Linked DNA regions of Mus musculus: region 2 is linked to region 1. Evidence: chromatin loops called from intact Hi-C (ENCODE). Cell type or tissue: heart. All regions are shown on one strand. Each heading gives the region's core, and the rest is flanking DNA. Links, peaks and the distances in the headings are about the cores only.

Region 1 (8,184 bases), core at 1,199-6,198:
CCATCTTTTCAGGCCTCCAAAGTGAGGTTTTTGAACATGTTCTTCAAGTTCTCTGATCTGCCTCCCATCATGGAGGAAGCTCCAACTCAGTCCTTAGAGTCTCTGGTACTAGTTATAGGATCTCCTCTAGGTACGGAGTTTCCCCAACAAAACGACCTTTACCCACTGTTCTCGCTGAACCCCCTGAACACAGTGTAATCCTTTAGAACCATAGTGTGGATCAGGTACTTGTATGCCAGTACCCTGGAACACTGCCTTATTTATACATGTATTTATTGCTTATTCATGTTGCAACAAACAAATCCACAGCAGCACAAATTAAAAGAAAAAATACTAAATAATGGGGTTTCTAATTCCTGAAAAATGCTTTCTTACTAAAATGACATGTTATTTTGGCATGATTTATTAGTATTACAACTAAGGTACATAATCTGTGAAATAATTCAATGGTATGATTACAATAATTTGTGTTAAATATGACTGACTAGTAAGAATATCTAACTTCATGTATGAACATGATCACTTAAATAGGGACTGAAATCAATGTACAGATGGATTACCCTTCATCCAAAATGCTTGAGACTAGAAATGTTTCCGATTATTTTTTCTTTTTTCTTTTTTCTTTCTTAGATTTTGGAAAATTTGTGTATACATAGTGTGATATTTTGGAGAGAGTACTCAGTACTAAATGTAAAAGTCATTTGTTTCATGTACATTTAAAAAAAATCCAAGGTAACTTTATATGCTATTTTCAAATACTTTTGGGCATGAAAATGGCATCCTGTGTAGAGCATTCCATTTGTGGCATTTTTACTAGCATTCAAAAATTTGAGGTTTGTGGAGATGAAAGGGAGGCATACCTAATTCTGCATTCATGACAACAAGCAGATGTTTATATAAGTCATGAGTTAAAGTCATTTAATTTAGCAGGCCATAGAACTCAAATTGAATTCAATACTATTATCTGATCAGACATTAATCTTAACTAAAACTGCCTCTTTTCATCTTGGCTTAACCTCTTTTCAAAGTTTTCCCTGAAGGCTCGCAGTTTGGTTGAATAGATAAATGGACTTTTATTGCTGTGGTTCTTTATGATTGAATCTGTCACTAGATAATTTTATTAAGGAAAGGAGTTGAACTTTTCCGAGAAATTATTATAAAAAGTGATTCAATGTGATTCATTTTTAGAACACAGTACATTATGAACACATGTGAAGTAGAACAAAAAGTTTTTTAGGGGTTACTATTCATTGGTGGTGGGGCAAGAGGTAAGACTACTAAGACCCTTTAGAAGAAGTGTGAAAGTACTTTTCCTTGACTATATGTAAGTTTCTAGGAACATCATAAGGAAAGAAACATAATGCAAAAAAATAAAAACATACCTACATATTCACATTTGTAAAAGTTAAATATCAGAATAAAATGCCAATGGTTTTCAACTGAACTCATAACAAGTTATAGATTCAATAGTTTTATATAACTGTACACACATATATGCATGCATATAAAAATCCATCATAGTTCTATATCAAGCTGTAAGCATTAATGCATTACTTCTGTGTATAATGGAGGAGTGAGCCTTCACCTTTTTCACTTCTAGAGGATGCCCAAGGTGCTATGGTCATAGCCTCTTTATTTGACAGCCTATAAAACACTCTGCACTTAGAAAAAGTTCTTTGCTTCCAAGAACTCCAGGTGGTACGAGGTTCAACAAGATAATCCAACATCTCTACTCATCTTATTTAACCAGTTCAGCAAAATCAGTGGTTACTAGTGGCATATTCACTAGAAATTCCGAGGTTTCAATAATTACAATGTGGGCACATTTAGGGAACAACTATTTTGTCTACCACAAACCTGTAGGGAGACAAAAATATGAATTAAGCATATTTTATGTTGGATTTAGCATTGTGATCAATGTTAAAGATCTATGACAGGCAGAATCATGATAACTGGAAAAGTTATAGTAGCTAAGTGGTAGGCATTATATTGAAAGCTTTGTGTATACTAACACAACAGTGCTATGACATATTGTATAGTTAAGAAAACTAAGGCACATTTGTCTAAAATTGGTTGATAAATGGTAGAGTTTGCTATAACAATCCAAACCCTCTGGGTTCAGAGTTCATAAGCCTAATAATAATGACCACAGTCAATCACAACAAAGATGACCCATCATATTAGAATATATTCTGCTAATATAGTCCTATATTTGTAAAAGAAACATTGTATGGAAACAGGCAGAAAGACTTATGATTACTTTAATTTTATTTACTATCAATATTTTAATATGCTCCTTATCCACATTTGTTCAAGTTATCTAATCAGTTAAATGTTATTTTAGTGACTGTAAGGATAATTGTTACTGGTCTATTTGTTAAATGCAATAAAGACTGTGTAAACTTGTAGTGAAACTGCTCAGAGGAGATACACACCCAGGCATGAGAATTTTGTCATAGCTGAGTATGGAGTCACCTCTAACTGGCTTAGATGCTGTGTGCTCAGGACAGACAGTGAGTTGTCCTGAAAGAAAATGAAGTGGGTGTGAATAAACCTTGAAAAGCACTTTAAAGCCATTTGTCAAGGTGAGTCCAGATGGAGGTATGCAGATGTGTAGACATTTCCCCCACAGAATCAAGGTAATTAACAATAGTTATGTCATCAGACAAGTCAAGGAAAGCCCTTAGCACCTCATAGCTAAACACTTTATGACCTTCTTTCTAAGTGAAAATGCAATCGACTTTCCAATTTCAGACATCTCTTTTCTCTACACACTTCTATGGAACAGCTAGGACTCTCAGCTGTGATTAATGTTCCTTCCAGGAAGGTGTTTAGTTCCAGGGACAAAAGGAAAAGCAACAAGAAAGGTACAGCCACCTCAAGGAATGGGATTGCATCTGTAACTAGGGCACCTTTGCAGAAGCCCGGCATTAGCTATGTTGTGTATAAAGGACGTGATAGGAATTTACTTCACAAAGAAGTAAATACTTAAACACCCTCTAAACATGTTTAGTATCACTTCTGGGTGAAACTAGAAGATGGCTGAGAAACTCATTAAAATATCAATGATGGTGTATTGCACAGTGATTTGGGACACCAATTTTTATTTACAGAAGATGAGCATTCCAACTTGACTGTTCTGTCTGAGAACATGCATCTCTTTTATAGAGATACTTCTCCTGCCTAATATTTTAGTTTCTTTTACTTGGGAATTGGCATTGTATCACTTCCCAGGTTTCCTGTAATGAATGAGACAATGTGATGTAGATTCATCAAGTAGATACTAGTTGCATACAATACTGAATTACCATCAATTACATTTGTCGTTGCTACTATACCAGTAAAATATCTACCATAAAAGCCCTTGAGGAATATTTTATTTGATTGGGTTTCCCTTAAGGCAGATACCAGATACAAGATTACATCACAATTGCTTTATTTGAAAGTTGTCCCAGGAAGTCATGGGGACTGGAGCAGAGAGATGAGATGAAATGAAATGGTTACTATTGTAGAGAATCAGGACTGAATGCTGGTGGAGACCCCATGGCATGGACTAATCTGTTTTTGGCATTTCCAATATGTGCGTTGAAAAGGCTGAGGTCATCATCCCCCACCTCTCCTCCGTTGCCCGATAAAGATGGGTTTCAAGGAAATCATTTTATTTCTTAGCCAAGAGCCTCCTCTGCTTAGGAAACAATTCAGTGTGCCCACAAAAAGAGAGGAATGCCATGTGTTGAAAGGTCATAGTTCAGTGATTAAGAATGAGGAAGAAATAGTGACTACAGATAGAATTACGTTTTACGGTACAGTCTAAATGATTCTCAAGCTGATGCTGATGGAAGGGAGACTAGGTCCTCAGTGTGGGTAAAGTTACCATACACAAATGTCGTTTTTCAAGGAGGCTTAAGTCCTACTTGTCTCACGAACCTTGTTGGTTAGCTTTTTTTCTTTTTTTCCGGTTTTACATCTCTAACGATGGTATTTTTTAGCTCCATGAACAGTTCTTTTCACTCACAGCACTTTATTCCAATGGCTTTACTATCCAGTGGATCTCAACAGTACACCCTCTCTCTGTAGCCAGATTAGGAATGCTTTCAGTAGCTGTTGGGACTGTAAATGAAATGCCCTCTTCTGAACACCAAGGTCTAAATGACCATCACTTGCTCCAGCATGTTTTTCCCTTCAGCTTTTTACCCGTAGGTGGCAGCAACAGGCTCCAGAGTGCGTGTCCGCAGGTAACTGCTGCTGTCAAACCTGGAGTATGACCAAGCAAGGACACATAACCAACCGGATGGTGCATGAGGTCTGGTAGATAAGTGCTCAAATTTCATCGGCTCCTTCCATTGTTAAGAAAGCAGTCTGAAGCACCAAAACCAAACTCCTACATTTCCTCTGGCTCCCTACATTTTGCAACTTCAAGAGGCAATTCCGTTCGGTCCTTGTAGCAGGCTAATCTTTGAAACTCTGGAATCTCTGTCCCTTGCTGTCCTTGCCTCGTGCCAAGCACAGGACTGTTGGTTGGCCGCCACCGTGTCCACTTCTCTCCCTCCGCTCTTTGCTGTAAGTGCATGCAGGTTTTCCAGTGGGGAAGAATGCCTTAGCGGCACCCCAGTTGATATCTCACCATCCCTTTTCATAACCGTACTTTCACACACACACACACACACACACACACACACACACACACACACACACACACACACCACAGCTTGCACGTGTAATGCTTCTGGCAGGGTTGCCTCAGCAAGACCGATACCAACAAAGCAAGGCATCGCCAAGCAAGCAAGCAAGCAAGCACGCAAGCAAGCAAGCAAGCCAGCCAGCCATGCCACCGGGACTCCTCCGACCCGATCCCTCGCGTTGTTCCCGCAGTCAACGCCCCCGCAGCTCCCAGGCACCGCGACACCACGCCCGCAACGGCCAGGGCTGCTGCCCGCCACGACCTCTGAGAAGTTGTTGATTGGGAGGGGATCCGCTCATCTAGGCAAGGGGAAGGGCGCCGCAGGGCGTCCGCGCGGCCCCCGCAGCCGCCCCGCCCCTGGGCCCCGCACGCGGAGCGCAGAACAGAGGCGCCCGGCGCGCATCTCAGCCGCCCCGGGAGCCCGCGCACCCGTGCGTGGGGAGGGAGTGCGGGGCGGGCGAGCGCTCGTCGGGCGTGGGCCGCAACTTGGCGGGCCAGATGCCCCAGGGCTCGGCGGCGCTGTCTGCCTGCCGCTGCTGCCCCTGCGGGGCCCGGGCGCGTCTCCTTGGGCGGCGCTGCCCGCGGCGCTGGGAGTGCAGTGAACGAGTAAAGGTATGTGTGGCGGGCGCGGCTGGGGCAGCCGCCGCCGCGCAGGACACTGTCACTTCCCTGGACATTGGCAGCGGCATCTGGGAGCCCTAGAGCCCTGGGCAGGTTCTCCTGTCCTTCCCCACGATCTGATTGGATAAACTGGGGCCTCGACGGTGGCCGACGTGGGACAGCCTGGCTGTGGCAGGGGTCTCGGAAACCATGGGTTATTGCAGTGGCAGGTGCACGCTTATCTTTATCTGTGGCATGCAACTGGTAAGTGACGCTTGGGTTCTCTTATTCTCTTATGTACCATTGAGAGAGTGGGCAGGGAGTGTAGTAAGAGATCTGCCATTGAGCAGGACGGAAGGGAAAAGAAGAGATAAAAGATGCCACATATTACCTGTATTTAAAATGATTTTAGGGGTGCAGCAGAAGTGAGCCTTTCTGCCTTTCCCCGTTTCTGTCCCTCTAAGGACAGTTTTGCAGGTGCAGGTTAAACTTGTTATCTTTAATTTCTTTAAGGGAGTGGAGATGTTGCTCTCCTTTTATGCTTGGCATTCTTGCTAATGTGAACAGGATGGTTGTCATATATATTTTACTATATATGCGTGTAAGTTGAAAAGCAGATTTTCAGGCTTTTATATACTTGTTTTGAAGTATTTATTTATCGTCGCTTGATATTTTCTTAGAATATATTGTCTTATAATTTTCTTAAAAACTCCTTGTTTAGGTCAGATGTGTTCTAGCAGCATTCTGAACTAAAAAGCCACAGTGAGTTCTAAAAGTATGTAGATCAGAGAGAGATACTTAAACTCTGCAACACCATTGCCCCAGAGTGGACCTTTAAAACATAAGAGCTACAAAAATTCCAAGAAGAAATAATATCTTGTCTTCCATAATGTACAATATTGCCACTGAAATTGATGCTATTGTTTGATCTCACAGGATGGGGGATTGTATGTAAGTTTGGAAGAATATCCTATTGCTGCTTTTAAAAAGCCAAGAATGCAAATAATGTCTCGATTTCAATTCCTAAAGGCAATAGGAGGAGGGGCTTAGGGGAAGATAGGGTGAAAATTTATGTCAGTGGCAAATGGTTAATTTGAAATAGGGGGCACTTCTGCAACACCAAGTAGCTTTCCATAGAAAGTATAAATTAGTCTAAACAGTTCCCCTTATTTGTTTTATAAAGGGTTGGGGGCTGTAGAATGGAAGACAATTATTGAAAATCCAGTCATCGCAGGGTGTTTAAATGAACAAGAATTTGCTATTAAAACTGACAAAAGAATTTCTTAAGTTTTCTTCACTGTTTATCACTTGCAAAGACCTGCAGAGGGTTCTTCTTTTATTTCTTTCTTTTCTCTTTCTTTTTTCCTTTAAAAAAACTTACTTAAAGTGTTTGAGGCATCTCAGCTCTGGTATCCCACCGCCACCCAGGAAAGTCCTGGATGGTGTATTCCTTAATCTGTGAATTGTGTATTATGGACTTGGTTGTAAGGGAAAAGAAGAGATCTAATTTTAGGAGCTTTATGTATTCTCAATGCTATGTAAACCAGCTTCTATATCTCTACCCCAGATTCATATAAGTATTGCAGCAAAGAACTATTGCCATTAACAATAGAGCTAACCAGAGTTTACTTTGTAAAACTACCAATGTAACCCAAATATTCCAAGTTGCATTGCATTTCCCAAACATGTGTGTGTGTTGTATAGGTTTCAGAATAGTCTATATTTGCAGTATCACAGTTGTAAAGTGTAAAACTAAGAATAGGTTGGTGGGTAGAACATTCTTATATTCCTCTCAGTTTAGAAACATGGAAGTTAACTCTAAATTGTTTAACGTGAGAGGAGCTTTATTAATGTGGTAGGGCAATTGTATGTAGGGCAACTGTATGTATTGGGATCAGATGACATTTTGTATGATGAATATAAATTCTTAAAATAATTGGAAAATATAAATATACCAGTGAGGAAGCTAAATATACAAACATGATACAGCTGTAGATTTCTTCTGTTGCTCTCTCTCTCTCTCTCTCTCTCTCTCTCTCTCTCTCTCTCTCTCTCTCTCGTGTGTGTGCATATATGCAACTATTTCTTGTAGAGGAGCTAGAATACTTAATGGAAAAGAAACCTTAATAATGACTATGTTCTCCAACAAAATAGAGTTGGCTGTAAGACAGGCATGTTCAGCCTAAGCAAGCGCACAGCTAGGGGTCCTGAGAAGTATTCTATGCTTCATGAGAAAATCCTGGTCTTTTTCCTTTCCCTCTTCTTGTGCCACCAGACTAATATAATTAGCAGCCATGTTAATGCAGAGATAGAACAAAAACAAAGGAGAAAGACAATTAATTGTTCTAATGGAGTGAAATAGTAAAAGCCTGTAGGGCATAAGAGATTCTTGTTCATTGCTGTGTTGTAGAGATATTTATGCAATCTGACATAAAGTAACTCTTTGCAAAGTGTTGTGGAACACCTATGAGTGGAAGTACATGTTTCACTCTATGTTTATAGATACAAAATTTTGGCACATCTTTGGGTTAGTCTGGGAAAATTTTATTTTACATAAAAACCATATTCCCAGCCTAAGTTTTGACTTGTTGTATCATTGGCTGGCAGAGAGATTCCAGTTTTGTTGACTTCTGAAATGTTCAGTGTGTTGAGACTTTTATGCCTGCTTTACTTTCATAAACACAACCTGAGATTTGTTAAAACTACTGGAAGCCAAAGATACCTAAGATTAAATTCTCTTTTTATTAAATAACTTAAGTTTCTAAAAGCATTAATCTGTAATCTTATAAATTGAGTGTTGTGTTTCAGTTGAAAAATTACATCAATTTATAGCTAATCTTAGAAAAGGATGTAGTATTGTTAAGTACTGTAGAAACAGAGACCTCATTTGTCTCATTATTTTC
Region 2 (8,184 bases), core at 1,221-6,220, 180 kb before region 1:
ATTGAATGTAACCCAGTACCAGCACAGGGAAACTTGCCTGGCTTTAAGAGACAGCAAGTTCAGATTCTATATTCTTATTACTAGGAGTTCTCCCTAGGGTGACCCTCATAGACTCCAGGAACTTTCATTACATTAGGTCTCCACACTGTCCCCCAATTGCTGCTGTCTTTTTCATCATTTTCCCCTCCATCCCATCTCACTATGCCTGATCCCTCCTGCTTCCATCTCTACCAGCTCCCAGTCTACCAGTAATATCTATTTTATTTCCCTTTCTCTGGAGAAATCCATGGTTTCTTACCTGCTAAAGACTTTCTTTTTACCTAACCTGCCTGAGTCTAAAAATTGTGCTTGATTATCATTACTTAATGGCTAACATCCACTTATAAGTGAATACATAGTATATATTTTTTTTCCTAGTATCCATTTGTCTTCAAATTTCGGGACTTCTTTCTCTTTCTTTCTTTCTTTCTTTCTTTCTTTCTTTCTTTCTTTCTTTCTTTCTTTCTTTCTTTCTTTCTTTCTTTCTTCCTTTCTTTCTTTTTCCCAACAGCTGAGTTGCCAAGTCCTGCAAGGTCCTTGGCAGTTAGCGCCTGAACCTGGTTCAACCTCTACTTGGAGTAAGAGGTGTTTGGGAGCAGTGGAAGGATTCTGCTTGAGACACCTCTCTAGATAGCTCATCTAGACAGCTTAGCTCTAGTAAACCAAATTCTAGTCCCTTATTTTCATATCAATTTAGCCATGTACCCCAGGTTCCCTTTTGGTCATTCCATGAATCAGCATTTTATTGCCTTAGTCACTTGATTCTTAAAAAAAGACAAGAACTTTTTTTTTTTTTTTTAACATAGCAAATGAACTCTGAGACCTGCCTGACTTTGTAATCACAAACAATAAGCTTTGCTGAGTGGAATTCTAATCTGAGACCACTACTACCACCATGCCTAGACCTAAACTCTGTCTCAGTCTGACCTTGAACTCAGAAATCTGCCTGCCTTTGTAAACCCAAACAATAAGTTTAGCTGGGTGGTATCCTGTCCTGAGATCACTACTTCCTCATTTCCTAGTACCCCTTTATTATTTGAACCATGAGCTTTGGTTTTTTGTTTTGTTTTTTTAAAACTATTCCTTTCCTTTTATCAACTCATTAGTGCAGCTGTCTCTGTTCTTTCAGGTTCATGAAGCCCCTCATACAATTCATATTGCCTCCTTATGTTTTGCATAGTTGAGAAATCCTGCTGATATTTTCTTGAACTCGGGCTTTTATAGTTCTTTACCCACAGTCTTATGGGCTGCCCTGAAGGTTTCAATGTTCACCGCTTTGCTAAAGAACACCAGACACACTCTCCTGTCCTGGACTTGTGTTGTTTCAAATTATCATGAAATCATTAAGCTTGGCAGGGAGAACATTCCCAGATAAATTTGGCAGAGAGATTATTTCCTGAAGGAGAGACATGAAATTATATATATATATATATATATATATGTATGTATGTATATACCAACAAGCATTATGCCTAGCAACCATCAGTTTTGCTGGTTCTGCTCCATTGTCAGGAACTATGTCATGCCATCCCTTCTGCAGTCATGTAGGACTTGGCACTGACTAATGCTCCTTTATGTAAATGTACCATATATTTTAAATCCATTCTTTTCTTGGGGGACATATAGTTTGTTTCCATTTTCTGGGTATTATGAATAATACTATAGTAAACATCGTTAAGCAAGTGATTTTATGGTAGGATAGAGTATCCTTTTGATATTTGCCTAAGGAAGGATAACCAAGTCTAGCATTAAGGTTGGTTCCCAATTTTCTGAAGCATCACTGTATTGATTTCGATAGTGGCTATATGAGTTTGCACTCCCATCAGCAATGAAGGAGTGTTTCAATTGCTACACATCCTCCTCACCATGAGCTGTTATTTGTATTATTGATCTTGACCATTTTGACAGTTGTTAAGATGGAATCTCAGAGTAGTTTTGATTTGCATTTTCCTGATGAACATGTATTTAAGTGTTTCACAGACATTTGAAATTCCTCAGTTGAGAATTTTCTGTTTTCATCTATATCACAATTTAATTGGACTATTTGAGTTGAGATTTTTAAAAAAAAATTGGATATTAATCCTCTGTTAGATGTGGAGTTGGTAAAAATCTTTCCCTTATTATGTAGGCTGCTACTTTTTTCAATTGACAGTGTGAACTTTGCATTTTCATGAAGTCCTATTCATTATTTTTTTATTATTATTATCATAGGGCAGGCATTATTAGTGTTCTGCTCAGGAAGTTTTCTCCTGTGCCAGTGTATTTCAGGCTATTCTCCATGTCATTCAAGTTCAGTGTATTTGGTTTTCTTGAGATCTTTGATTCACTTGGTTTGTATAGGGAGATAGATATGGTTCTATTTGCATTCCTCTACATGCAGACATCCAGTTAGAGCAGCACCATTTTTGGAAGATACTTTCTTTATTCAGTGTGTATATCTGGCTTCTTTATCATTAGTTAAGATCCAAAAGGTGTGTGGTTTTTATCTGGGTCTTTGATTCCATTGATCAATATGTCCACTTTTATGACAATACCATGTAGTTTTTATCATATGAGCTCTGTGATAGAACTTGAAATCATGGATGGTGATACATCCCAATTATTTTTATTGTTCAGGATGGATTCAGTTATCCTGGGTTTTTTTTTTGTTTGTTTGTTTGTTTTTATCCATATGAAATTGAAAATTATCTTGCCAAAGTCTGTAAACAATTGTGTGGGGAATTTGATGGGGATTGCATTGAACCTGTTAAGTTCTTTTGGTAGGACAGCCATTTTCATTATATTAACCTCAGAGAATTATGCACATGGGAGATCTTTCCATATTCTGAAGTTTGTTTGTTTGTTTGTTTGTTTGTTTTTTAATTTCTTTCTTCAGAGACTTAAAGTTCTTGTCATACAGGTCTTTCACCTACTTGGGTAGAGTTAGTCCCAAGATATTTTATATCTTTGTAGATATTGTAAGGGGTGTTATTTCCTTGATTTCTTTCTCAATCCATTTGTCATTTGTATTTAGGTGGGCTACCATTTTCTTTGAGTTAATAACCTTGTATGCAGCCACTTCTCTGCAAGTATTTATCAGCTGTAGGAGTTTCCTGATAGAAATGTAGGACCACGTTTGTGTACAAAATGAATAAAGAAATAAAAAAAAAACATAATTGTTCCTAGGTATAGTAGAGGAGAAAATTTATTATGAAAAAAAGGAAGAACAGAGTCAGAGGCAAGGGAATCTGGGAGAGTACAAAATGAACATGACCAGACTAAGCCAGACCATGTGAAGAGTGGGGGAGAAAAGAGAAAGACTGGTAGAAATGAGATACAGAGTATACAAAATGACCAGGTACCACAATGGTTGTATACGGAAGGGCAACTGGTTGGTGGGCAAGGAGAGCCCAGTCTCTCCAGTATCTCTGCTGAAGAATTTTAGGGTAAGGGTGGGGTATGGCAGTCAAATGACAATGTAAAAGGCAGGGATTAAGGGATGTTGGCAGCCAGATCTGCTTTGATATGTGAAATAAGCAACTCAGTCTTTTGTGTCAAGTTTGGGACCTAACATAGAGTATCTGTAAACAAACATGCTTTGACTTCTTTCTATCCAATTTGTACCTCCTTGATTTCCTTCAGTTGTCATACTGCTCTAGCTAAAACTTCAAGTAGGATATTGCATAGGTATGGAGATAGTAGACAAGTTTGTGTTGTGTGTGATTTTAGTGGAATTGCTTTAAGATTATCTCCATTTAAATTGATGTTGTCTATAGGCTTGCTGTAAATTGTCTTTATTATGTTTTCGAGTGTTCCTTGTATCCCTAATTTCTTCAGGACTTTGATAATAATCAGATGTTGATTTCGTCATAGGCCCTTTCTGTATATAATTAAATGATCACATGGGGTTTTTTTGAGGGGGGGTTCCTTCAGTTTTTTTTTTAATATGGTAAATTATATTCACTGATTTTTGTATATTGAACTATCTCTGGTAGGAAGCCTATTTGATCATGGTGGATGTTCTTTTTGAGGGTTTCTTGGATTCAGTTTACAAGTATTTTTTGCCTGCATTAAACCAAACAATTTTTTTTTAACTTTTTACTTATACTTTGTGAATTTCACATCGTGTATCTCAAACATACTCATCCCCCATCCCTTTATCTGCCCTTGCAACCTCTACCCCCCCCCCCAACAAAAAAAAATAAAAATAAAACAGAAACAAAGCATCTATTGTGAAAGCTGCACTGTGTCCCACAATATATACCCTTTTACACAAAGAGTTTTACTTCTGCTTCACTGTTAATACTGGATCCTCACAGGAACTACTCTTGGACATAATGTTGTTGGCCTGTGTCATGAGATCCTATAGCTTTGAATCTGCCGGTCAGGCACCATTATGTGCTCCAGAAGTTCATAAATGGAGTTAATGTTGGAGTGAGACAACTCATAACCCTGAATCTGTGCCTGGCTGGTAACTGATCTTTCCCATGCCATAACACACCATGGCAGATAGGGGCAGGAACCAAACAAGAGCAGGGGGTTGGGAGGGGAGGAAAAAAGGAAAGGAAAGGAAAGGAAAGGAAAGGAAAGGAAAGGAAAGGAAAGGAAAGGAAAGGAAAGGAAAGGAAAGGAAAGGAAAGGAAAGGAAAGGAAAGGAAAGGAGAAGAGAGAGTGAACTTTTCCCTCTTGGCCTCAGTTGAAGAAATTGAAGTGTCTTACCAGAAAGAGGTGACAGGAAGAAAAACAGGCAGACACCAACTATATTTGGTAAGAACACATTTGGCCTTTTAAGTCTCCTTAAAGAAACTAGGAACATTAGAAATGATCTCAAGAACGTAAATTGTATCTGACTTAATTTGATTTTAAAATCTTATCACATGAACTAGAAATTCCTTTGAGGTTTCCAGTTGATATTCCTTGTCTTCAGAATCACAAGAGGGAAAAAGATTAATGCAATGATTAGTTCTTTAATATTTCTCAACTTGAGCATTTCTGTTCACATCATTTTAAATTGGTTTGTGTTCTACTGGTATTATGGAAACTTTTTCTGCCTTCATTTTCTGAGTTTCTTTCTTTAATCATAGGTTAAAGGCCATCCCATATACTTAATTTGCCATAAGGTTATTTCAGAAGCTGTGTAATGCAGATCACTCTTCAGTTTGGAAGGCATTCCTGAGCAATTATAAACTTTCCCCTCTTTGATTCTGACTCATAAAGAGTTTGGTCTCTGATATCAGGTTCCTTCCCTCACACACATTTGACATTGTCAAACATTCCCTTGCAAACTTGCCTAGTCAGTCCAGCATCCATCGGGCTAGCAGAGGCGGGGGAGGGATTACTGTTCCTGGCATCTTTCCTCCTCTGCTGCTATCCCTGTTGGGATCTTCAGTGTCCTGAACTGAGAGGCCCCATGGAGACCATAAATTCATCTAGCTGCTTTCGATTCTACAGCCTTTTATATGTGACTTTCATTGTGAATCTTTGGTTGCTGCTCAAATGTAATTTATGCCTTTTCATTTCTTTATAAAAGCATAAATACCATTCTTACGAAAAATAAAATATCTGGTGACTAATTTTAGATACAAATTTATTTTTTTTCTTTTAGATACATTGAACAGAGATTTCTGGTTCCTAATATTGAAAGAAAATTACAATGTCATCCTGTTCTTTGCATTTTGATGTTTGACTTTATCAACAGTTGCTTTGTTTTGTCTGGTTTATTGTTGCTAAACACCAGCTAGATTCCCCAACCTTGTGTGCCTACCTATCAATAAGGGAATATACCTATTAGTCACAAGGAACAAAAGAGAGATAATGGTGGTAGGAGTATGAAGACAAAGGCTCACATCAGATACTGCAAATACCAAACAGAGATAGTGAACCAGAAATTGCTTGAATCTATACATCTTAAAGCCTTCTTTGTATGGTGTGAGCCAGGCTAGATTTCAGTGCTAACAAGACAAGGAAGACAAGAGCTTTAACTGCAAACAGCTCATTCTATTAAAATAATGAAAAATAAAACCAAGAGTCACACCACAAACCAAGGAACATAGTGTAAATGTGGGCATTGAGAGCAGAAATGTGGTTTTAAAAGAACAGAAAATAAACTAAAGGAAATAATTGAGTTGGATCTTTATGTGTACAACTTGATAATATAAGAGGTGGTTGAAGACAAATCATCCAAGTAGTTCAAATATCTCAGGAGGAAAAAAAAATGAACTTTAATTCAATAGGACTTGACCAAAAGTGATCATAATAACCACAAAAAGAAACTGAAGAAAGATACAAAGATTGTAGCAGTTTGAATGAGATGTGTCCAGTCTCAGACATTTGGTATTTGGTCCCATGTAGAATGAATTGTTTGGAGCTTTGGAAGAAACTTAGTCTATGGAAGTAGGCTTTGAGAGTATATAGACTCAAGCCATTTTTGGTTCACTATCTCTGTTTGGTATCTGCAGCATAAGATATAAGCCCTCATGTCTCTGCTCAGCCTTCTCGGACTATAATCTTCTGGAGCTAGAAGCCTTAGTCATGATATTTTATCACTGTTGGTATCAGGAACTGATGTGGACGATTGTTTCTGAACCCAGTGGCATTACACATAGACGGCAGGGACAGAACATCTGTTGTCATGGCAGCCGCCATACAGTCCCATAATTTACTTGGCTCACTTCCCACCTTTACCTGAGAGTGGCTATGTCACAACCCAAATATAAGGCAGACCCTTCTAGATCCCTCTTTCTCTGTGTTTACTTTTTGTCTTCATCACTACCTTTGCCCTCTTCCCTGACAATAAACCCCACATAGAGCTATATTCACCTGGTGTGATCTGTCGGGACATTAGTTGGGATTCTAAGAATTCTAACACAACTTTGGTGCTGAAACCCGGGAATCGCTACCCAGGAGTGCTGCAGAAACTGGCCATGACAGATCAACTGTGACTGTGTCACTTGGACTGCTGCTGCTGCTGCCACTGCCACCACTGCCTGCCGTCACCACCCGCACCTTGTGGATTTCAACTGCAGCTGCAGATCACTGACACCTGCCGCTGCAAGACTCAGGCTGCTACCGTGTGATCTATGTCAGTGTGATCCACCACGTAGAGCTAGCCACTGTCACCTGGGTTACACATTCGGATGGACCCACACCAACCATAGAGTTCCACGTTTCCTGCATCCAAATTTCAAAAACCCTCAAACATACAGTGGTATATTGTAAGTGGTAAGGTGTTTCTTCCAGTCGTTGGGAAGAACCCTAAATGCCCAGGTAGGTCCTGGACAGCCTTTTTTGGGGCTAAGGGGTTGGCATTTCATAACAATGGTCCTTATGATCAGCCTTCTAGCTGACGTACAAGATAGGACTTTGACCCTTGGGTGACTTCCCTTCTCAGAAAGCAGTTTATAAACCTCTTGCAACCATTCAGAGATTCCTAGATGTAAGTTGAAATGCTTTCTATTGAATCTGGGATTCTGCCATAGCCTCTAGATGTTCACATGAAGACCTGGCTATTGAGCCTGGCTGTATACTTGTAACTCATTACTGAACTCTTTTCAGGACACCAGTACAAATAGTTCAATAACATCCCCATCACCCAATGTGTGCTACATTGTCTTCGAATGTATCCCCAGACCCCCACTGGGTTGTCTCCTAGAAAAATCTCAAATCTTCATGGTTAATGTCTGACTTAAGGGCATTAAAACTAGTACATCTCTACAATAAGGTCTAGATTCAGTACCCATTAGACAATGGCTCCAAGAGGCCACTTAATGGCACACTAGATCCAATTATTTTAAGGGATCCCTGTACATACGGCCAGCAGTCTAGCAAATGGATGGAGGTTTCCTATGCTCAAGCATTTATCTATCATTGCTCCAAGCAATCTATGTGTTCTTTTTGTTCCCAACTCAGCTTCTCTTAGCCATGAAAGCTACACTGCCTACACCAGATGATGCTATAATAATCGTCCCAGCTAACAAACTGTCTTCTTTCCACTGCAGACCTGTTTCCATGCCTCCAAAAATCCAAACTGCTGCCTCAGTTTCTCCACACCAGGATACCTCACAGCCTAATATCTTGATCCCTGAAGACCTCTCCCTTCATCTTGTGCCAGCTGCAGGTCGCTCAATTTCCCTGTATTGGCACCGAACTTCACCCTTCCTATCACTT

What was found. Peaks named below come from ENCODE experiments on the same cell type or tissue, not always from the same donor. Only the 100,000 strongest peaks of a DNase experiment are listed, where the experiment ranks them.
Region 2: a loop joins it to region 1, with 2.9 times the contacts of the local background. A loop is called at or near these places in 5 of 42 quality-filtered maps.

Annotation. Positions count from the first base shown.
Region 1 is chr10:32,887,004-32,895,187 of GRCm38, reverse strand. Nkain2 (Na+/K+ transporting ATPase interacting 2) reads left to right here and starts at 5,273. Exons shown (of 7, transcript NM_001013411.2): 1 at 5,273-5,545. The coding sequence starts at 5,492. In heart, for the core only: a CTCF peak has its summit at 4,195 (motif pointing right); DNase peaks (open chromatin) are centred at 4,747 and 5,427; H3K4me3 peaks cover 1,653 bases; H3K27ac peaks cover 1,060 bases; H3K27me3 peaks cover 693 bases.
Region 2 is chr10:33,070,458-33,078,641 of GRCm38, reverse strand. No RefSeq gene overlaps it. Among named protein-coding and RNA genes, the nearest start is that of Trdn, 8.9 kb to the left of the region's middle. In heart, for the core only: no CTCF peak of the experiment used is centred there; no DNase peak of the experiment used is centred there.